Linked DNA regions of Homo sapiens: region 1 is linked to region 2. The links are chromatin loops, found by intact Hi-C in ENCODE. Cell type or tissue: GM12878. All regions are shown on one strand. Links, peaks and the distances in the headings refer to the core of each region. The heading gives the core; the rest is flanking DNA. Region 1 has its middle 140 kb from the start of NRBF2. Region 2 has its middle 36 kb from the start of EGR2.

Region 1 (11,825 bases), core at 4,587-8,586, 140 kb before region 2:
ATCTTTTCAAGTATATATATATGGCTCTCCTTTTTGAAAACTGGTCATGTCTATTTTTAACCATTAAATCATTCAAGTACATATATATAGCTCTCCTTTTTGAAAACTGATCATGTCTATTTTTAGCCATTAAATCATTCTATGAAATAAGGTTTGCTCTTTTTTATCATCCTCATCCTTTATTTTAGGAAGTCCTCGCTAGGTAAATTGGAGGAAAATCTCAATTTGAGCCCTAGCCAGTTAACTGGTTGACTTGGGTCAATCACTTCTGACCCACTGCAAAGATGAAACTCATCCCGTGGTTAGAGAGGATGTGAGCCCCTGATTGGGAGGCAGTGCAGGTGGGAGATTTCGCTCTGGATTCAGTTCTGACACAAAGGAGCAGGTCCCCCTTCTGGGCTTCAGGTTCTCCACTTGAAAATGGGAGCCAGGGTAGAGCAGACTAGATTTGCTTTTGTTTCTGTCCGGATCTTACATTCTCTATTTCTGTTTTCCGAACTAAATGCTGTGTTTTGACTTGGGGTAATTCTTCTATGATTAGTACTAATCTTATGCTAGTGACAGGCAGCCAAAATTTAAAGAATGGATAGACTCAGGTCTATTTTTACCAGTGGTGGACATATGTGTTTGTTTTTAAAAATACTGCTTGGAATGGCCTTTGTCACCAACAAGTTATGGTAGTGCTAACTAACAGGGGGAACAGCCTGCTCTTCTTGTTTCACCTTGCAAATCTGCATCAGAAGCCTTCCTTGTTATTACAACCCTCTGAAGATCATTCAAGATACACTCTCAACTATCGTTTGTAACCTGTAGTTAGCTTTTGAATCTACACTGTGCAGATGATGCTTATCAACTGGTGGCTTTTTTTTTTTTTAAATCACATTCACTTTTAGAATGATGGACTCAAACACCATAATAGTAATGATACCTGCAGGTAACATGAATAAGCACTTACTATGTTCTAAGCCCTTTAAAAGTCACTCACAGGCAGACGTGGTGGCTCACACCTGTAATCCCAGTGCTTTGGGAGGCCGAGACAGGTGGATTGTTTGAGTTCAGGAGTTCGAGACCAGCCTGGGCAACATGGTGAAACCCTTTCTCTATTTAAAAGTAAATAAATAAATAAATAAAATAAAAGTCACTCACAAAAACCATATAAAATAATTTACAAATGAGGGCGCCGAGACTCAGAGAAGACAGTAACTTGTCCAAAGGTACAGAGTAAGTGATAATGCTGGGATGGAAGGGAGGAGTTAACTGAATAGTTATATAGCTATGGCTAAAAATTTACCTAGTACTTAACATGGCGACATATCTGTGTGTGTGTAAATGATAGTAAATGCTGGTGCTTCTCGTTCCTAGGATGGTGCTGTGAGGAGACGTGACTTGAAATGGTCCCCTTTCCTGAGGCACCCTCATGGAGCTGCCTATTGAAGTCAGTCCTTTAAAAAATATATAAACAAAGCAATTCCTTATATTCTTTCTGCAGCTACAGATCATTTACTCTGACTTTTGCAAAGCCCTTGCCCTGGCAGACAAGCCCTGGTGTTGGAATCTGCAAAGTTGATGATTAGTCGAAACAGTCTGGACTGCATCCACAGGACATCTTGTAGCACAATCAAGCGCCACTTCATCATGCCTTGTGACAGTTTTCCCGCTAAGTCTCAGTCAGGAGCAGGGAGCCAGGGAACAGCTCAGCAGCTAATTAGACAAGGCAACATACAAGGCAAGTACATGCCTTCTTCAATAGGCTGGAGTGGTGAACATGTCAAACAGATCTGTCTTGCCCTCTGTGCTTTATACCCATCACTGTACCTGGTTGAACATTAACACGTGGAAATCTGCTGATTTTTTTCCAATATCCTGGCCCATGCAGAGAAGGAACTGAAAAGGAACTGTATGTCTGAAAGGTAGTTCCATGCTTCATTATCCCTAAAGGCATCAATCTTCAACTCATTGTTAAAGAAGCATCACAAGATGTGGAAATGCAGTGTTTTGGCCTTTTAGTGTCTCTGGCTATGATTTCCTCCCTTCCTTGTGATGTTTGTTTTGAAAAAAAGTCTAAGATGTTAAAAAAAAAGAAAAGAAAAAGGTTTTCCTGTTGAGACAAAAGCCAAGAAATTGCACGTGTTTCCTTCTCTTTTGCTTCTCTGTCTCCTAAAAGATTAAGGTTAAAGAGAAAATCTGAGATTTGTGGGTGTGTTTTTCAAAAGTTTTCAAAATATAAAGGCAGATACTCCAAAAACTTTGTAAACAAATATCTGGAAATATAAAGACAATATCAAAGTATATCTAAGCATACAACAGCAGCAGCTACAACAACATAAAGATAATTATTTTACATCAGGACAAAATACATTAATTTTATATCTTTTCTTTTTTTGTTTTTTTTTTTTTTTGTTTTTTTGAGACAGGGCCTCACTCTGTTGCCTAGGTTGGAGTGCAGTGTACGATCATGGCTCACTGCAGCCTCGATCTCCTGGGATCAGGTGATTCTGCCACCTCAGCCTCTCAGGTAGCTGGGATTACAGGCATGCATCACCATGCCTGGCTAATTTTTTGTATTTTTAGTAGAGACAGAGTTTTCCCACATTGCCTGGGCTGGTCTCAAACTCATGGACTCAAGTGATTTGCTCACCGTGGCCTCCCAAAGTGCTGGGATTACAGGCATGAGCCACTGTGCCCAACCCAGAATATATTCTTGGCCACTTAAGCAATGAACCCTATACGATGTGTCATTCCCTAAAGATGTCATTATGTGTGTGGTGGTATGTGTGTTTTCATCAGAAAACCTCAAGTCAGTTACCACTAGCTGTGGTAGGAGAAGCAGAGGATGCTGAAACTTGAAGGAGACTCTCAGAGTCACCTCGTTTAATCCCTTCACAGAGGAGAAAACTGAATGCCGGAGTAGACATATTCATTGCCACTGCTCTTTCCTGGCTCAGGGCCCACTGCTCTTTCTACACCACCATGGTCTCACTCTATAGAATTTGGGGGGTAGAACCCCTTTGTCATAGGCTCAGACACTTGGGACCAAATCTACCCCAGATTTTGAGAGCTAGAAATGGTGGCTACAAGAGATCACTCCAGCCTTCTGCTTACAGTCTGTCTTTCCATTCACAATGATTTAATTGTGTATTTTTGGGTGAGATACTATCATCTTCTGATTGAGTAATTTCAGAGGAAAAAATGTATTCAGCGGTGAGTCATGATGTGCTTATGCTGATTTGTGTACCACTCCTCTGTGTAGCACAGTAGACCCTGCCAATCACAGAGCAAGGAGCAATGTGGTTACATAGGAAGCCCGGATTCAATGCTTAGTGAACATGAATACAATATAATAATAATAATAATAATAATAATAATAATAATAATAACGTGGTAGTTTGTTGTCTCTGGAGCTAAGTAGCTATTGTGATATGCCATCCAAGAATAGATTCCAAAATGTATGAGCATGACTGACAAAGGATAGTCTTCTTTTTACTCTTTTTAGCTTGGTGAATATAGTCTCCAATCAAATGATAGTATCATCAGAACAGCAGATAATGAAAACCACATTAATAATGAAAACTGGAGACTTGGATCTTAGATCCGCTTTCCTGATTAGCTAGCTATTTTTCTAGTCACCCCCAAACACTGAATCTCTTTAGGCTTCAATTCCTTCGGATATAAAAGGAGTGGACTGAAGCAGGCTTTATGTTGAAGGAAATTTCTATGCCTAATGTTGAATGATCCTGGGAGTTTAAATTTCAATATTATTGCTATGAAATATTCTTTCATTGTTTGGTTGACTTATCTTTGTATGTCTGGGATTCAACTCAATGTGGGCTAGACTCCCCACCAGGACATACTTTTTTTAAAAATAGAAGTGTACTCTAAGAAAACAAATTATAGGTTGGGCGCGGTGGCTCACGCCTGTAATCCCAGAACTTTGGGAGGCCGAGGCAGGCGGATCATGAGGTCAGGAGATCGAGACCATCCTGGCTAACATGGTGAAACCCCGTCTCTACTAAAAATAAAGAAAAATTAGCCGGGCGTGGTGGCGGGCGCCTGTAGTCCCAGCTACTCCGGAAGCTGAGGCAGGAGAAAGACGTGAACCCGGGAGGCGGAGCTTGCAGTGAGACGAGATCGCGCCACTGCACTCCAGCCTGGGCGACAGAGCGAAACTCCGTCTCAGAAAAAAAAAAAAAAAAAAAAAAAAAAAATTAGCTGAGCTTGATGGCGGGCGCCTGTAATCCCAGCTACTCGGGAGGCTAAGGCAGGAGAATCACTTGAACCCGGGAGGTGGAGGTTGCAGTAAGCCGAGATCATGCCATTGCACTCCAACCTAGGCAAGAGAGCAAGACTCCGTCTCAAAATAAATAAATAAATAAAAAATAAAAGAGAAAACAAATCAACAAATCCTAGCTTTACTGAACCTAAAGTTGTGTGCTGAATTTAGATTTAGCCAAAATGAAGGGCTGTGAGCAGAGAGTGACAGGTGAAGGCTGAGGGCTGGGGGTTGGGGGGTAGGAGAGAGATGGGAAATAAAAGCCAAGAAACCAAACTAATTACCCTCTCGGGACCTGAAAGCAGAGGTTGCACACAGGTTTTATGTTTCGGTTTTTTTGTTTGTTTTTTGGTCCACACAGTGTTCATTGGAACCATGCTGTTTAAAACAGCAAACAACAACAACAAAACCAAAATAAATTGCCAACATGGACATACCCAAATTTCTGGCTTCTCTTGAAACATCAGACAGGACCCTGGGTCCTGAATTCCAGCATGCCAGCAATCTGCTGCAGGTGTGCAGTGGCTACCACCTTTAGATGGGCTTATTGCTCTATTTTCCACAGTCCCTGCCACTCCCTACTGCCCACATTAACGCCTAGTGTCATTTGCCATTTACCACTGAATTTGGAATGTTATTTTTGTGTAGTAGAGTTAAGGTAAAAACAATCTATTTCTTACATTCAAGTCTTCATTAAAAGTGGGAAAATAAAGCTAGACTGAGTGGGATGTGTGCTTCTCACACCCAGCCTGCTATATGTGTTGATGTTATATGCTTTTCTCCTGTAAATATCTGTGTTTTCAAGCACTGTCCTAGCTTAAGCTCTGTCCCTGATTTAAGCAATAAAGAAAAAAACATCCAGCTAAACTAGGGAAGCATAAAATATAAAATATTAGCCCAAATCCTCTTCCTACCCCACTATATGTTCAATTTGATGGTAGCTCCTAAACCAATTTGAAGCAATCAGGGCTAGGACTGTGAGGTTCTTCTCTGTTTTTTAAGTAGGGGCTGGGGGAGAAAGTGCAGATAAGACACTGAGGTGGGAGCAGAGATTCTTCCTCCAGCCTCTCTGTTGTGGAAGCCAACACATCAAGCATGCCAAGGAATGCCCTTGCAGTAAATTTGCCAGAGCAGCTACTGTCTACCAGTTAGCTTGCTTTAATTATCTGTGGTTCCCAGTTTAACCTGAAAACCTCTCCAGAGAAATACTTTGGGGTTTGAGGTTTGCTGTCTCAAATTCTGGAAAACCTGGAAAGACTGTTGCAATGACCTTTATTAGTTGCTTCTCAGATTAGATCCACAGTAGCTGTTTTGGAGTGATTTTTCACTCCAGAAAGAATACCTTGATGGTAAATCTAATTAGTATTCAAGTCTTGCACTATGCTTTTGTTCTTTCTTGGCCTTTTCACTCTTACCTTTTATGTTCTTCAATTCTTTAATTAATGAGATTATGAAAATTTCAAAGAAACTATACAAATGTGGCACCATTAAATTGCTAGTATAGACTTGAAAATTGGATTATAAAATTGGGAGTAAAGACAAGTCATAGCACTTCAATTATATCCTAAGTGCAACTTAAAAATTCTATTTTATTTTCAGCTGCTCATTTATTTCCCCAAGAGAGAAAAAAAATCCAGAGATATCAGGGGAGAATTGTTAAATGACTGTAGAAATTGGCTTGTTTTCTGGGACTCTTGTAGAAACACGGAAACATAGTCTTTTTGTGTGCATACTGGTGGGAACTTGATGGAGTATTTAGGTAGGGAAAAGTCAGGCTCAAGACTCAGATAAACATCCCGATATTTCAGTACTCACCCAGTGCTTGGACAGCCCTCTTTGGTTGGGAAACAACATGAGAACAGCCTTTGTTTTTATATTCCAGTTCATTACTGGTGGGACCTTAGCCAACTAGAAAACGCTGTCAGAACAGCTTCAGAATTCAGACAAAGACTCACGTCAGTTCTTATTTTAGGCGAACTGGTTCAGCCGTTCCTCTTTCAGAGAAGTAGAGTGGGTTTCCCCTGATGAGCTTAATTGAAAGAACTTGCTTCCACTTGAAAGATGTGATAAACATCTGGCAAATGCAGGAGAGCTTGGAACTGTGTAGAAATCTTGGAAGAGACCAGGAGCCGGAGGCATAACTAACTAGATTTGGGGCTAGGGTCACCAGTTTCATGCCTGACTCCTCCATTCGCTTGACTTTGACCTCGGACGTGACTTAGTTGTGTGTTTCCCCTCTGTTGAATGGGAATGATGAGATGATGAGTCACATTTACCACTGGAACAATTCATTGTGAATAACTAAAAAGCACTTTGCAAGCAAAGCCTTCTATAGGGGCCTAATCATGCTAAAAGAGTTGGAAACATTTGGTGGCATACAAATGTCAAGGCAAAAACAATAAACTATAGATTTTGCTGCATAAGAAAACATGTTTCCTCATGATGCCAGGACAATTGTCAGTTTTTATTATTAAAGGATACTCCATGGTAGAATAAGGAGTGTAGAAACAGTTGGTAAGACCAAGAATATTGAAAGGGATTTTCATTCATTCATTCACTCAGCATATATTTATTGAGCTCCTTCCATGAGCTATGCACTGGGTGGGAGATAGTAATTAAGGTGTGTGCAATCCTTGCCCTCATGAAGCTCACTGTCTGTTGGGAATTCAGAAAAGAAATGATAGTCAGAAGTTCTAATCCTAGTAGTGTGAGCAAACAACTTCCTGTGTCTCAATTTTTACATCTGAAAATTGGGGACAATATCCACCTCCAGGGTTCACTCAAGAAGTAAGTGAGAATATTCATATAAAGTTCTTAGCCCTGTGCCTGAGAACATTGAGATCTTTATGATAATAGGGAACTCCTATTGCAAATGCATTTTCTTTTTAAAAGCTAGATCTTTGTATAATTAATCATCAGAGGAATTGTTGTTTACTATAGGAATTGTTGTTACTATTGTTGTATTTTTTTATTATATATAAAAAAATAATAAATTATCCATTGCAATAGCACCACACACAATTATAGCTTCATGATGCCCAAGAGGCATTATGGTAGGCTTAAAAAATATGAAAGGAGGGGAGCTGGGTTCTAATCTTGGTTGTGCTACCATTGACCTGTGAAATCTTGGAAAAGTCACAGCTTTATGTGTGTCAGTTTCTCCCCTGATAAAATGTGTTGGTGATTATACTTGTATTTGTGGTCTATTGCAATTCTAAATTTTTATAATTCTCTGTAACAAATATTATTGAACAGTAGTCTACGGTCAACGAAACACAGTGCGGGTGCTAATTTCTTTTAGGGGGAACTAAGACATGGGCCTATGCTAATAAGCCTTGTTTGTATGTATAGCAAGAGAATAATAGTATAAATAAGGAAAAATATTCTAGATAAGACAATCCTTAATAGAAAGATTAATATATAGATAGATGTAAATAAAGATAAATATGAGTGTTGCGGATTACCATGGATAGTGTTGCTTAAGAAAATTGGTAAGCAAAAAAAAAGAAAAAAAAGAAGAAAATTGGTAAGCAAATCAGACCACTGATTGAGAATAGGCCTGAGAAAAGTGGTGAGTGAACATAGAATCTTTAATTGACTGAAAATGAACCTTTTAAAAAAGCTGAGATCCCATGAAATCTTTGGATAAGATAGACCATTGGTTCTCAAAATGCAGTTCTGGACCTGCAGCATCAGTGTGTCTCCTGGGAACTTGTTAGAAATGCAGATTATTGGCCACACCCCAGACCTAGTAAATAAGAAACTTTGAGAGTTGGGCCCAGCAATCTGTTTCACAAACCTTCCAGGTAAATCTGATGCATGCTCTAGTTTGAGTACCACTGAAATAGACTTGGGTCCAGATAAGTGGTAAAAACTGAGTAAAGAGCAGCAAGAGAAAAACAAGCTTGGGATTCATTTATTCATTCATGTATTTACTATGCATCAACAATTTGCAAAGTGATCTGCTTGATTCTATAGGGAGATGCTAAGATATACCCTTAAATAAAATGAAACAATGTCAGGATTGACCACATCAGAGCCTAGTGAAAAAAACGGATTATGAAAAGTTAAAATGTGAAAGAGATTTTTGCTTCTCTTCCTCCTGCTAGTGATGAAACCCTGGACACACCATCTCCAGTCTCTGACTCACAGTTTCTTCTGCTGAACTGCAATCAGGGAGACTCACTAGGGGTGAGGTGGGTTTATCAGAACCATCCAGAAGGTTGTATTCAAGACAAGAAAGCATGCTCCACCTTGTCTTTGAGAATGTGTGTATCCTTCAGATGAGCTGAGGTGAGGAAAACAAAAAAAAGAAAACAAAAGACAACTAGGCTAGATGCCCTTGAAGTAACCTTGACCAGGACCAGATATGACCTCAGGAAAGCAAACTGGGTGGGGAATTGTGGTGAGGAATTGTAAACGTTAGATGGAGTGATCTAGGGAATGAGGCCATTTTTAGACTGAGAATAAGCCTGATAGTTCTCAATGGCCAAGAAGTAGCCTTACTTAGGGACCAGGTGCTCTGGCTTGATGATTAATATTAGTGAGCTCTGAATACACCTAGTGCTTTTCTTCTAAGGATCTGATCTCCCTTGTTTCTTTCACTCTCTTGGCCTCTCCGTGAGATAGGCGTGGGCTGGTGCTGTTTCCCCATCTCATGGTAAACAAGAACACCAAGAAAAGCAGTGCCTTTGATTGGAGCAAGCTCAATCAGTCAACGAATATTTATTAAGTATCTGACATTGTTTCCTGGCATTGCTTTTTTAAAGGTATGCAAAGGAAAATCTATCTACACATACCTTTAGGGAGTATCTATTGGGAGTATCTATTGCAAGCTATGTCCCTTCATTTGGCGCAATATGTAAAGAAACTTAATGAATTAAAGGAAAATTAAGATTCTATCACTTGAGGCCAGGTGTGGTGACTCACACCTGTAATGCCAGCACTTTGGGAGGCTGAGGCAGGTGGATCACTTGAGACCAGGAGTTCCAAGACCATGGTGGTGGGCACCTGTAATCCCAGCTACTAGGGAGGCTGAGGCAGGAAAATAGCTTGAACCTGGAGGTGGACTTTGCAGTGAGCAGAGATCATGCCACTGCACTCCAGCCTGGGCGACAGAGCGAGACTCCTCAAAAAAAAAAAAAAAAAAAAAGGTTATATTGCTTGGATAATATCATAGTGAGGGGTAACAGTACTTTTCCGTACTTTTTCGGTACCTTTCCTGCTAAGTACCATTTATGGTCCATGACTCATCCCTGTCATTCAAGGCGACTCTTCCTGGAGCCTGCTAGTGACAGGGTGTGAGGTTGGAGTGTGGTAAGGTGAGACCTCCATTAACCAGGAAAGTTGGTTAAATCAAGTTTTCCTGTTAACCAAAGCTCAATCAGAAGGAAAAAAAAGTCAACACTGCTTGTTTAAGGTAAAAAAATCTGTAGGAACAATGAAAGAGTGCAAAACAGTTTTAAAACTGGAGGTGGGAGATCCTTGTTCCAGCGTTGACATCCAGTGACGATGTTTGACTTGTCACTTGACTCTTGGCTTTAAGTTTCTCATCTGTAAAATGTTTAGAAGGCAGTTTCAAGGGATCTTTATGGCTCCTTTGAGTGCTCCTTTGAGGTTCTATCCTTTCTTTTTGATGGCCAGGGACAGCAGCATCCCATTATTAATTCTTATCCGGGCCTGTAGCAATATCTGAAGAGAATGAAAGAGAATGGGCCCCGCGTGCTCTGGCAATAAGCAAAACATTTAGTGTTACCTTTTGGAAAAAAAATAAATCAATGTTTAATTTATTGCAGGATATTTGGCATAGCCTCATTTTGATATATTTACAAATAAATATATATTTATTTGTAAGCCCAGTTGTCTCAGAGTAGTAAATCAGCAAGTGATTTTAATTTTGTTCTTTATTACTTATTTGTTATAACTAATGAAGATATATTGTTTATGTAATAAGAAAAATAGTTAATAAAAAGAAGACATTGTGAAAATAGAACATAGATGTTAGAAGCTGAAAAAGTTTATGATTCTAGCCAAACTTGTCCATTTTCATGTTGGAAAACTGAGGACCCGAGAGATAAGTGATGTGCTTGCCCTCTCTCTGAACTTCCTAGAAGCAGTCTTGAGGACTACAAACCACATTTCTAGTTTCCTAACCTAGTACTTCTTTTACTCTGGCACACTTTTATGGTAGTTTTCCATTTTCTTGCTTAAAAAAAAGGAGGCAAACAACAATAATTGGACATTCTTTTTATTTAGATTCTGCTTAATTGAGACCTGTGAACTCCTTGCCTTAGCCAGCAGTGATATCTTGCTCTCTAGGGTGATTGATTGGAATCCAGCCTTCACCAATAGACTGTGGCCAAAATTCCTCTGATGCACAGTATGGTAACAGTGGCCGCCATTTTGGTGTTTTTTGTCTCTGCAGTGCACATTGTAGGAGTCTTTCACGTAAAATACCCTCATGATCATAATGGAGATCATTAGTGATATGTTCAGAAGACAAAAGAGGGCAGAAGAACAAGGTGGAAAAGAGATACGAGAGCCAAGGAGGAGAAAGTAGCAACTCCCTAGGCTTGTTAATCCAATGATGTAAGTGACTAGGATGTTCATTCATCATCAGCAGTGCCTGTGTGAGAAAACTCAGCACTCTTCATATTGGCCTCATTCATTGTCCCACCCCTGATTCTGATGATTTCGGGGGAAAAAAAAAGCAATTTATTTTGTCAGTTTGGAGTTAGCTGATTTGTATAAACAATATAATTGCATTATTCCCACAAACAAGAGGTTCTTTCGGAAAATGAATGACAAGCAAATGTTCTACACAATCATGAATATTCGCAAGGGGATACAATAGGAAACGTCTTTACATGGAAACCAAGTTAGCTGAATACTTTGGCTTACACTGTGAACAATTTCTTAAAAAACAAGCCTATTTTCACCCTAATCTTCGTATATAATTTCTACTAATAAATATTTCTTATGCTTTACATCTGTGTGGAAAAATTGCCTCCTACACAAGCCTCACCTTCCATCCAGGTCTAAACTTCTTCCCACCAATGTTGTCATTATACTTGGGATTCCAGCTGCCTTGGGTTATGAGGATTTCATGCAAATATGAATCAAAGGGAGCAACACATAAAATACTGCCATTTTTTTCTTCCCATTTCCCCGAGTTAAATAACAGTTTATTCTGCAGGCTTTCAAATCACTCCCACAAAATTGGCAAACCAATACAATCGACACATTCATGCTAATCCACCCAGAAGTAAATACACTGTGGTGAAACTGTGACATTTGCAAAGACCACAGCTCCCCAATTACTGAAGAATTAACTAGGGATATAATGAGGAGGGTCAAGTGGGATTCAGGGTGGAGGGAAGCCAGCTTGCCATTCTGTGTCTAATCCTCAAATGGAACCTTCCTATACATTTAAGAACTTAAAGAGAAGTGTGGCTAACTTCTACATTCGCTGTAAATAAAAATATTGCACCACATTTTCTTGGTTTCCTAAGAACCTGACAAAATGCCCCAAAGCGTGCTGGCTTAGTGATTTTTC
Region 2 (11,825 bases), core at 5,131-9,130:
GAGGCACAGGACTGAGCTGAGGGCGGTCCCTGGAGGAGGGTGGGAGAGGCTCCAGAGTCCGGGCTGTGGACCAGGATTGTGGGCAGGAGAGGCCAGGCAGCCAGAGGTTCTGGTGGCCAGGCCCTCTGACGTCAGCTACATTTAAAGGGCCAGGCAAGCACCTCCCTGCTAAGATTTAACATTGCTTGATGCTTTGGTGTTCAAGATTCTGAGGTCTAAGTAATTTCTGTCCTTAACATTCTGGAGTCTGTTTTCCCAGAACTACTCAGGTTCTTTCTTATGCCTAGTATCTTTAGTGTCTTCCTATTCTGAATTAGGAAATGAGGGCTTTTATTTCCTAGAATTTATTTATATTAAAAGTGCTTCCAAGTATAGATATTACATTATATGTCACTATACATTGTTTATGACTCATTATTCTTTATGTAAAAGAACAAAATGAAGAGAAATACAAAATTTGGTAAAAATATCTATAATAAAACACATGGAACTTAATAACACAAGGAGTGAGTCCTAAAGTATAGATTTTTAGTTAGTAATAATGCACTAATAATGGCTCATTAATGTTAACAAATATACCACCCTAATATAAGATGCAATAAAAGGAAGTAGAGTTTATAAGAACTCTTCATCTGTTCAATTTTCTATTAACCTAGTTCTAAAAAAAGTCTATTAATTAAAAAATTTTAATAATGAACTTGACTGTATTAAAAAACCACAGAAAACCTTTTCCCAATGAATCATAGTCTGTCAGGAAAATGACATATATATGCTTCAATGCAATATTCACTTCTTCAGTTTAATCATTTATCCAATAATGATGCTGAGAGTAACTTATTTTCCTTGCATTTTTTTGAAGAACTCAGCTTCCATCAATAACTGTTGATTTTTGCCTAATTTTCTCAAACATCTCTTACCAAGTCTCTAAGTACTTAATTTGAATACTAAGAGAGAGTCTACAGTTTCAGTGCTCACTGAACCTGAAGAGGGTTCACAGTCTCTAAAATTGTTCTTTGCTGAAATTTGTCTCTCCTTCATGGTGTACCTAGCAGAGGATGAATTTGCACTTTTAAAATAAGACTGGAATACTAAGATACACAGGAGGAAAACAATCTTTCATCATATCCAGTTGTTTCTCATTTGTATCCTTTCTCTTTGCCCATTAGGCTAGTAAGTTCTCATTAAACTATAATTTAAGGACATGGTGTTTATTAAAAATGTCATTGCATGATAAAGAAGGGACAAAACTTTGAAAGGAATTAATGGCTTTTCTGTATGATTTTATTTATAATTTCTCCCTAAGTGAAGCCAGTATAAATGATAGGCCTTATTTGCACTTCATTCTCCCAAAGTTTCATGATTTAGACAATTTTATATATAACTCATCTGTTTAGATATAGATCTAAACCAGAGTGAAAACCACTGTTAATGATGTTCTTTCACAATTCTCATAGTTTGAAATGAAAATGAAAACTTAGAATTATTTATGACTTTTGCATACTGCTAGAAAAGCACATGGTCTTCAGTGATGATATGTTCTGCCCCTTCTTTTAGAAAGAGCATCAGGTAAAATAGTGGAAGTAGTTTGCTTAAAACAAGAACCAGTGCCTTGAATTAAAATCTTTATCTTTTTCTTCATTTAGATAAGAGGCCATCAATTTGTTTTAACTGTTTGTAGAATAATAAACTATTTGAAACATGTTTAGTCTTCTTTCAAGAGGAGGCATCAGTCTCAGATATCTTGAATTTAAGGTAATGCTATTTGCATTGCCCTTTGACCAAATCACCAAATTATTGCAGTGACCTATTCACACCATATATAGAGAAAAATATTTTACAGGAACAACTTTCCTCAAAAACTGGAAAATCATCAGATGTTTCATTTATAGCATTGATATGAGTGTACTGTTAGAATCAATTCTTATCAGGTTTTGATGAAGTTAGTCATCAATTTCTTGAAAAAAGTCTTTAAACTGGTAGGATTTTCCATCTCTGAAGTTAATATTATCAGCTGACCTGCTGATCATCTTATCAACCAGGGTGCTGCACTCAGAGTAGAGAAAGTAAAATAGCCACTTGTTGCCCCTGGCAGGACATCAAGTTCAAGAACTTTTACATTATCTCCAGGAATCTCATTAAAATAACTCACTAATATAGGAACAGCTTTTTTATTTTTGTGGTTAGCTGAAGCTGTAATAGTGCTGAGACACAAAGGTTTTATCCAATTCTTGTTAAATCTTTTGAGGTCTCGGAGTGAGTTAAAATTTGTTTTTGTTTTTTTTTTTTTTACACTATACCTGTGGTTTGTGCTGATGAAAATGTAAGTTCAAATGCCGTGGAACCTTGCTCAGAGATGTAGTCTAAAGATATGAAGTTATGATTGTGTTCTGTGGTGTTATATGGAATTACCACTGCTTTTCTGAGCACCTTTTATGGGCTATTTCATCATTGAATCATGGAAGATCCAGATCTGACAGATAATGACTGTTTCCTTACATTGAAAACGCAAAAAGATAGCAGATTTGGCTTCGACATTTTCTCACTTCCTACCACACAAGAAGCAAAGTGCTACATGTGGATTGACACTTTATTTATGTGAATATTCCTTTTGCAAACCCCAGTAAATGTTTTATTTTTTCCCGACCGTTTCTCTGCTTTGCAATCATTTTGACCCAAAAATAAAATAGTTTAAATAATTTTACGCACCCTTTGAATATCTCTGAACTACTGGCAGGAGCAGAAATAGCCCCTATAATTATCAATGCATATCATAGGAATCAGCTTTGCCTGAAAATCACTCCACACTTAGAAGTATGCACCTAGCTTCAGACTTAAACACTTGGACCAATATCCATCTTGATGCTCAGAAGAACCCAGCTTACCCCTTTCTGCTCCTCTTTCTTCCTCAACATCTTAACGCTGTCTTTCCTTCACTCAGATGTGTCTAGCCCCTTTCTTTCCTGCCCCCATCCCACATCCCCAAGTGCCCACAGACCCAACAATAAACCCTTCTGGCATTTTACACAGACAATTGCAGGTCACTGTAATAATTTTTCAGCCTGGGATCCTTCTTCTTTTGTAGCTTTTCATCTTAGATTTCTTAATTCTTTAAAATGAACATTACTAATTTCCTCCTTTCAGTCACTACCTTCCAAGATATTGGAAGTTTTAGAGCATTTTATATCTATGCAAAAATATGGAATAAGGTGTTTGAAATTAAAGTTTCCTATCAAAAGTCAACCTCTTCCCAAGCCTGTTATATCCTGGCTCAAATGGTCCCATTCTCCCCCCTGACTCCCAATCATTGTATCCCATTAACTTGTCTCATGTTCTTCATTGTGCTTACAATTATCATTATATAAATATAACTTACATATTTATGTTTCATATTTATATGATTCCAGATCATAATTCTTTTGCTTTTAGAAACAGTGACCTTGTCTTGTTCACTGCTATTTCCTGGTGCCTAGAACATGCTCTGTGAAGACTGGTTGTAAGAGAGAAACAAACCTGAAAAATTGTGATGGTCAGTCCCCATCTTTCCAGAGCTAGGCTACTAATGAGGGACCCTTGGTTGGGAGACACCAAGGTTTCTTAAGATTCCTCTTAGAGTTCCACCACCTTTGAGGGTTCCTGCTTACTGAATTTGGAAATGGGTGCCTCCCGACCCACACAGCACCAAAGAATGCTTTGACAGGTGACTTTTGTCTTTTTTCAAATTACAAATGATTAAAAGAAGCCCCACATAGGTTAGATAAGATGACTAGGTCATTTCGAGACCAAGGGTCTAAACAAAGGCCTAGGCATAAAAAAGAATTGAATAGGCTAGGCAAGGTGGTTCACGCCTGTAATCCCAGCACTATGGGAGGCTGAGGTGGGCAGATCATGTGGTCAAGAGATTGAGCTCATCCTGGGCAACATGGTGAAACCCAATCTCTACTAAAACTACAAAAATTAACTGGGTGTGGTGGTGTGCCCCTGTAGTCCCAGCTACTCAGGAGGCTGAGGCAGGAGAATTGCTTGAACCCGGGAGGTGGAGCTTGCAGTGAGCCGAGATTGTGCTACTGCACTCCAGCCTGGCGACAGAGCGAGACTCCATCAAAAAAAAAAAAAAAAAAAAAAAGAATTGAATAATTTTTCAAGACATACATTGGGATGTTGCATAAACAAGGCTGAAAAAAGTAACTTTTTTTTAAAGTAAAGAATAATGACTAGCTTGTTTTTCTCAGAAATGTATTAAGCATTGAATTATGTTATAAAGACATGACTTTCTATTTCCACATATTCTGTTTCAAGAAGCATTTTAACAGCAGCAGTTATGTCCTGGTTTATTGAGAATATCTGCCCCTGGAAATCTAAAAAATCAATATGTGTGCATTATTTTACCTACAGTCATAGCGTCATTGGACGTTAGGCAGGAAGGCAGCAGAGACACTTCCTGATGATCAACCCACTTGTTTTTACTAATACAAATCCTGAGGATCAGAGAGTGGAGAGGTTTGTCTGAAGTGATTCAGCTGCAGCCTGTGCTGGATCATCTTTATTGGCCTGGCTCCCTTTGCCAGCCAGCTCTGTAAACTACATGGATCAGGTTCTCTAGCCTTCTGGGTGGGAGGCAAAGGCAAGAGATTGGAGGATGAGTAGAGGGCAAGGCTGGGGTATTTACTCCATCAACAGCTTCCCTTCTGGGATGTGATTCAGTAGCGGTTGCATTTTTCGACCCAAAGCCGCAGCTCCATCCTGTGGTTCCTTTCACCCCAGGAGTGACCAGGCTTCCGTTGTTGCTAACTCCAGCCTGCTGAACCTGGCTCATGCCTTGCTACATAGTCCCTTTTTACTTACTAGTTTCCATTGAATATGTCATCTGTTTCTTATCTGGGCCCTAACCATACACATTCGAATCCAAGTCTTCTGACTACTGTCCAATGCTGTTTCTATTCCGTTCCCAAATTCAAAGGCTGCTTTAGAAATACAAAGGACTCTGAAAAGTTCTGAAGATCAAATGTACAGCAGGGTGACTATAGTTAATAACGCTGTATTATAGACTTGAAATTTGCTAAGTGAACCGATCTTAAGTGTTCTCCACAAACACACACAAGGATGACTATGTGAAGTGACGGATGTGTTAATTAGCTTGATTGTGGTGACTGTTTCACAACGTACATCAAAACGTCACATGCACAGCTTAAATTTATACAGTTTTTTGGTCAATTATACCTCAATAAAGCTGTAAAATATAAAGATCTATATTTGACAAAAAAGAAGGAAATATACATGACTCTAAGTGCTCTGATTATGTGGAAATATTTTAAAATACTTTGATGAAGTACTAGAAACAGAATCTAAAACTATGGGTAATGAGGCCACAGAGAGGGGAAAGACTGACTCTAGGGAGGTTCTGCAGGAAATCTTGCAAAGGTGAAATTTGACTGAGGCAAAATGTGGAACTGTCTAGAGGGGCAGGAGGGCACTGTGGTTCCTGTGTGGTCAGAGGAACTGAGGTTGCTGCTTTCAATCCTGCAAGAGCTGAAGTCAACCCACCCTGGGTGTGATTTTATGAGATATGTGTTTTTTATCCAGCACAGCCCCTAGGTATAAGCCAAATACTTTGTGCTCAACTAAAGAAGCAGTGCATTTTCCCAACACTGGATAGGAAAGCTGGTTGCATTTGTCTCAGAGAGGGGGCCCCTGCTGGTCTCCAGCATGGTGTCTAGTTGAGATATTGCCAAGAATCAACCTGACCAGGCAGAGTTTTCACCTTAAATCCTGACTTCACTGGAATATCATCTCTACATACTGGTGTTTCATCTTAATTCATTCCCACTTGCTTCCTTTTCCTCATGAAAATGGAATATCAGGCCGGGTGCGGTGTCTCACGCCTGTAATCCCAGCATTTTGGGAGGCCAAGGCAGGTGGATCACCTGAGGTCAGGAGTTTGAGACCAACCTGGCCAACACGGCAAAACCCCATCTCTACTAAAAATACAAAAATTTGCCGGGCACAGTGGTGGACACCTGTAATCCCAGCTACTCAGGAGGCTGAGGCAGGAGAAGCACTTGAACCCAGGAGATGGAGGTTGCAGTGAGCCAAGATCGTGTCACTGCACTGCAGCGCCTGGGTGACAGAGCTAGACTCTGTCTCAAAAAAAAAAAAAAAAAAAAAAAAGGAATAGCAGTAAAGTCATGAGGTAGAATGTAAAGCGAAGTTTCTTGAATAGAGCTGTGCCTCAGAACTGAAAATAACTTTGTTCTAGTCTCATCTCTGTCACTGACTTCATGGGACCTCATGCAAGTGTCTGGGACTCAGGTTCCTCTGAGTAAAATGAAAACTCAGATTAGAATGGCATTTGAGGTCATTTCTGCCTTTCAATTGCTATGATCCCCTAAATAATCAGACTAAATGACAACCTCTTCTCTCTTGAGCTCTCTGCCTATTTGGAGAAACAATTCATGTACTCAGGGTCCCTTCCTCCTGGGTCTTGGAATATGTTTCATAGAGAAAGTGATGAGGTTCTGGTACCCCTAACATTCCTGGACTCAGCAACTGGTGTCTAGACCCGAAGACCTCATGTTCCTGGAGCCCATCCTCTGGCCACTGTCTTCCTGAAGACATGTCATATAGGAAACACAAGGCAGGAGACAGATCTCACAACTTGATTGTTCTGTTGGTAGGACCAAAAGAATCATTTGGAGTTTGACTGCATTATCCAAATCACTTTTCCATTCTACTTGACTCCATCTGTCAACATATGCAAAAAAAAAAAAAAGTCAGTCCAACAATTTTCCTTTTTGATCTGTCCAAGGTCAAATAATCATTCTGGCTGACTTCTTTCCTTGTTGACCAGTTGTTTCAATCCTCCATGGACTCACTCTACAGAAAGCTCAATTTCAATGGTTTCTTTCTGCATAAGCCACTTAAATCAAGTGGCTTTGATTTCTTTTCTGCCTGGCAAACTCTGCCTCCTAACTTTAAAACACAGTTCAAACAGCACCTCCTATGGGAAGCACTTGTCGATGCGCCTTCCTTGGGTAGAATTCATGTTCTTGTCCTCTGTGCTTCCCAGGCACTCTGCACCCATCTCTTTCCTGGCATCTGTTGCCCTGTCATAGAGTTATTTGTATCTGCTAGAGGGGGAGCTTCTGTAGGTCAGAGACCTGGTGTTTGTGTATCTCTGCCTGGAATAGCAACCTCTTAGTGAGGACTTCTTAAGAAAGGAGGAAGGGAAGGGGCAGAGGGAGAGAAGGAAGAAGGGAGGAATTTTCTGTTTGCCAAATGCTTGCAACGTTCTCTCCTTATGCATATTCTGAGGGTGAATGACATACTTCATCGACAATGTAAGGGTGTCTTTGACAGTGAAGTAATAATAAACTACCAGCTGTGGCCTAGTACCACTGAATGGTTTGTTTCTCTTGCTCTGCCATACCTGACTCCCCTATGGCTTGAGTTTGGGGGGAAAAATGCAACAATGACCTTTACATCATCAGATACCCCTAAGGGATGGGTTTTGTTGTTGTTGTTGTTTTTAGTTGGTTGGTTAGTTGGTTTTTCTGAGAGAACCAGTCTCTACACTTCCCCAGAGAATAAAGGCATAAAAGAATTGCTGCAGTTGGAATTGCTTCTTCCCTAGGACAAAGGGAGTTGTCTAAAGTCTCAGCCTTGCCTTGGCAAGAACAATCTGGTCAAAGAATTAGATGCCATGAGATTAACCAGGAAGTGATGCAGCCAGGAAAATCTGGGTGTTATCTCTACCGAAAGTCTGTCCCCAAATAGCCTGGTAGTCAACAAGTTTCCTGTCCTGTGTGTTAAAAAGCTATTTCCTCATTTGATCTTTCAGGATCTCAAAAGCCCCTAAAAGTTCTGGTTTTCTTTTTTGTCATAGCTAAGGTCACCCCAGACTATCCCTTGAACAGTCAAAACTTGGAAAAGGTCGACTCCATATTTGTTTTTACTTTATGATACTAAGCAATCTATTTGGCTAAGTGTTTTTTCGTTTTGTTTTGTTTTGTTTTTTGAGACAGAGTCTTGCTCTGTTGCTGAGGCTGGAGTGCAGTGGCGCAATCTCAGCTCACTGCCACCTCCGCTCCCCCAGGTTCAAGTGATTCTCCTGCCTCAGCCTCCCAAGTAGATGGGATTACAGGCATGCACCACCACACCTGGCTAATTTTTGTATTTTTAGTAGAGACAGGGTTTCACCATGTTGGCCAGGCTGGTCCCGAACTCCTGACCTCAAGTGATCCACCTGCTTCAGCCTCCCAAAGTGCTGGGATTACAGGCATGAGCCAACATGCCCGACCATTTGGCTAAACTTTTCACCAGTGTGACTACACTGGTGGCATTGATAATCTTGGGGTCACTGCCCACAACATGAGATGCATTTATTTATTATAAAGTGTTCTGATAAAATATTGGAGTTACTAGTCCTAGAAATCTGTCATTGCATCTAGATTTCTACACAGCATAGCAATAAGGCCATGAGAGATGTTAGTGTGCTTTTAATCACTGTTGGGTAAACTTGAGCTTCGTCATTTTAACCTAGGGAAGATAAACATCTAGTTCCTATAAGATATTATTAGTTCATTCAAAAATATCTATGAAGCACCTACTATGTGCTAGCCACCATTCTCGGTGCATGGGGGTACATCAGTGAAGAAAACAAACATCTTTGCCTTCATGGAGCGTACATTCTATGTCAGCGGTCCCCGACATTTTTGGCACGAGGGACCGGTTTTGTGGAAGACAATTTTTCCACAGATGGGGGCTGGGGATGGTGGTTTTGGGATGAAACTGTTCCACCTTCAGATCATCAGGCATCAGATTCTCCTAAGGAGCGTGCAACCTAGATCTCTCACATGCACAGTTCACAATAGGGTTCATGCTCCTGTGAGAATCTAACGCTGCTGCTGATTTGACAGGAGGCAGAGCTCAGGCAGTAACGCTTGCTTGTCTGCCACTCACCTCCTGCTGTGTAGCCTTGTTCCTAACAGGCCACTGACCAGTACCAGTCTGTGGACTTCTGTTCTATGTGGAGAGAAGACAGGCAATAATCAACACACATAATAAATCAGTAGATGATTTAATATGTTAGAAGATGACAAGTGCTGTGAAAAAAAGGAAAAGTAAAGCATGGTAAGGTGGAATTAGGGATTGAATTGGCATGAGGGAGGAAGATGCCAGTGTGTACTCAGGATGGGCCACACTGAGACAGTGACATTTAGAAAAGGACTTGAAGGAGGTTAGGGAGTTAGCCAAGCAGATATCTGGAGAGGAATGTTCCCAGAAAGAGGGAAGGGTGAGTGCAAAGACCCTAAGGTGGGAATGTGCCAGTCTTGTTTGAGGACAAACAAGGAGGCCAGGGAGGCTGGAGAGAGTGAACCAGTGGGTGAGAAGTAGAACACAGGAGGAAGAAGAACATGGGGGTTCTGGAAGCCTTTACCCTGAGTGATATGGGGAGCAATTGCAGAGTTTTGCGTGAAGATGTGACACTATATTCCATATGTTAAAAAGCATTACTTTGACTTCAGTGTTGAGAAGAGACAATGTTATATACAAACCTAGGCTGCATGAGTAAATTTGATCAGGCGTAACCTGATAATAGGATACTTATCCAAGAAGAATCACAAGATACCACGTTCAAAAAAAGCATTTGGATTCTACTTCCAGAATGTCACTGTGGGTGTGCTGCCACGCAGCTTGATTGAAATAGCTGTTGTATCCATATTTGTAACAGACACCATCCTCCTTCCAGACTCTCTTAGAGTTGTCATTTTCCTTTATCCACTACATTCAAATAAAAAAGTTACCTTCTACATGCAAAGCTCTATGCTAGTCATAGAGCACGAGAGTTGAGACTGCAAGGATGGGCAAGATGTGGTCTCTGTCCTCTCCTACAGTTTCCAAAGAGAAAATTTAGATTCTTGATCTCAAAATGATATATTTCTCTGATATATGCCAGGTACTTGGTATTTGCTTTTTTTTCTTGAAATAATCAATGATTTCATTGGGGGAGAAACCTTTATAAGAAGTCAAATGAAGCTCCTACGTTGTAGGTAGCATAATCCTTGCTTGGCGTAGAGTTTGGTTTGTCCTACTCACCATGTGACACACAGATGAACTTTAAATTATCATTTCTGGAAAGTGCTATATTCTCAATAGATCATCCTCCAAGAAGAATGGATGTGTGGCTATAGGGGAGGAGTTACAAAATGGTGGTGTCAGGGACTACAAAATTTAAGGCTCTTAATCCATTGTCTCTAGACCCAAAGAGCAAAGTCAAATCAGAAAGTGCTATGTAGTGGTCAGAGCATTCAATTGGCATAGCTGGGGACTTGGAGAGGTAACAATTTTTTGTGGGGTTTGTATAATCACCTTAACAAGATTGCTGGGCTACCATAACAAAATACCACAAACTAGGTGGTTTAAATAACAGAAGTCTGGTTTCTCACAGTTTTGGATGCTGGAAGTCCATGATCCAGGTGTCAGCTCCTGGGCCTTTCTCCTTTGCTTGCAGATGGCCACCTTCTTGCTGTGTCCTCACATGATCTTTCCTCTGTGTGCTTGCATCCCTTGTGTCTCTCTGTGTGTTCAAATTTTGTCTTTTATAAGGACACCAGAATTGTATCAGTATTGGATCAATACTGAATTAGGGCCCACCCTAATGGCCCATTTTAACTTAACCACATCTGTCTCCAAACATAATCACATTCTGAGGTACTAACGATGAGGACTTCAACATATGAACTTTGAGGGGACACAACTCAGCCCATGGCAGAGGGGATAGTCTCATTATTCAAGCATAAGACTTGTATCTTGGGAGTGTTTAAGCATTTTCACAAGGAAAACTTATGTGCTTTAGATCTGACTTTCTGTGCAAAAATGTGAGATTTGCTACAGGTGGGACCCAGGTCTGAGTTTTCTAGGAGAAGGCAAGGCATTGTGTATCCTGTGTACCCTTTTATTTAAGCCCCTTAAGAACAGACTGTCATTATGAAACTCATTTACATGGGGATTGAGCCAACCTTGGCCTTAGTGTGGTTCTCCAATTAACTGACTCAACAGACAAAGCCAAGGGTGAAAACTGATTGAAGGACAAATGATATTCTGGTCAATTTTCAGTATCATTCTGAAAAGGCTTCACTTGGTAAGCATTTAATTATTATTTTCTAATTATCACTCAAATATGATCACAGAAACCAAGCAAGTAAAGAAGACATTTCATGGTTAGATACCCTTGTGTTTGCTGACATGCAATTTTGATTTAGATTTGAACAGGGTCTGACAGATAAGGGCTGCAGCAGGGGGATGGGTTTGTTTCCAGACTGCCATACTCTTGCTCTTTTTCCATTAAGTTGGCCGGACATATTCTCATGAGTACTAGACAGACACTCTGTTAATCTCTGACCTTAACTTACTCTGCAAATGGCAAACACCTCTTAAATTGTAGAATCTTCTGCTTGGAATCATCATAGAGATGTTTGAAAGGAACAAAATTTTATCATGCTACACAGAGATTATGAGTAAGTTATCTGGAGAAACCTGGTGTCCAGAAGGTTCTCTAACCAGGGATCTGTCAGAGTCCAGGGTTTGATCATCGGACCCTTAGTTATCAAGATACCTAATTTTTCATACTGAAAGAAAGATACTTTTGTTTTAAAGGAAATGATTTGCAGTAATTGAATTCATGAGGCTGCTATATAGTGAAAAATAGAATATTCAAGAGGACTGGACACTCCTGTCTTCTGAAAAGTCCATTTGGTTTCTCAAGAGGACTGGACACTCCTGTCTTCTGAAAAGCCCATTTGGTTTCTGTACCCTCATGGGAAATATGT

Evidence for each region. A loop is a pair of places that touch in the nucleus more often than their neighbours do. Peaks named below come from ENCODE experiments on the same cell type or tissue, not always from the same donor. Only the 100,000 strongest peaks of a DNase experiment are listed, where the experiment ranks them.
Region 1: it touches region 2 in a loop (2.2-fold over the local background); 3 of 110 quality-filtered maps call a loop at or near these places.

The regions. Positions count from the first base shown.
Region 1 is chr10:62,986,929-62,998,753 of GRCh38, reverse strand. No RefSeq gene overlaps it. Among named protein-coding and RNA genes, the nearest start is that of NRBF2, 140 kb to the left of the region's middle. In GM12878, for the core only: no CTCF peak of the experiment used is centred there; a DNase peak (open chromatin) is centred at 6,253; H3K27ac peaks cover 706 bases.
Region 2 is chr10:62,846,816-62,858,640 of GRCh38, reverse strand. No RefSeq gene overlaps it. Among named protein-coding and RNA genes, the nearest start is that of EGR2, 36 kb to the right of the region's middle. In GM12878, for the core only: a CTCF peak has its summit at 7,015; DNase peaks (open chromatin) are centred at 5,450 and 6,300; H3K4me3 peaks cover 879 bases; H3K27ac peaks cover 1,298 bases.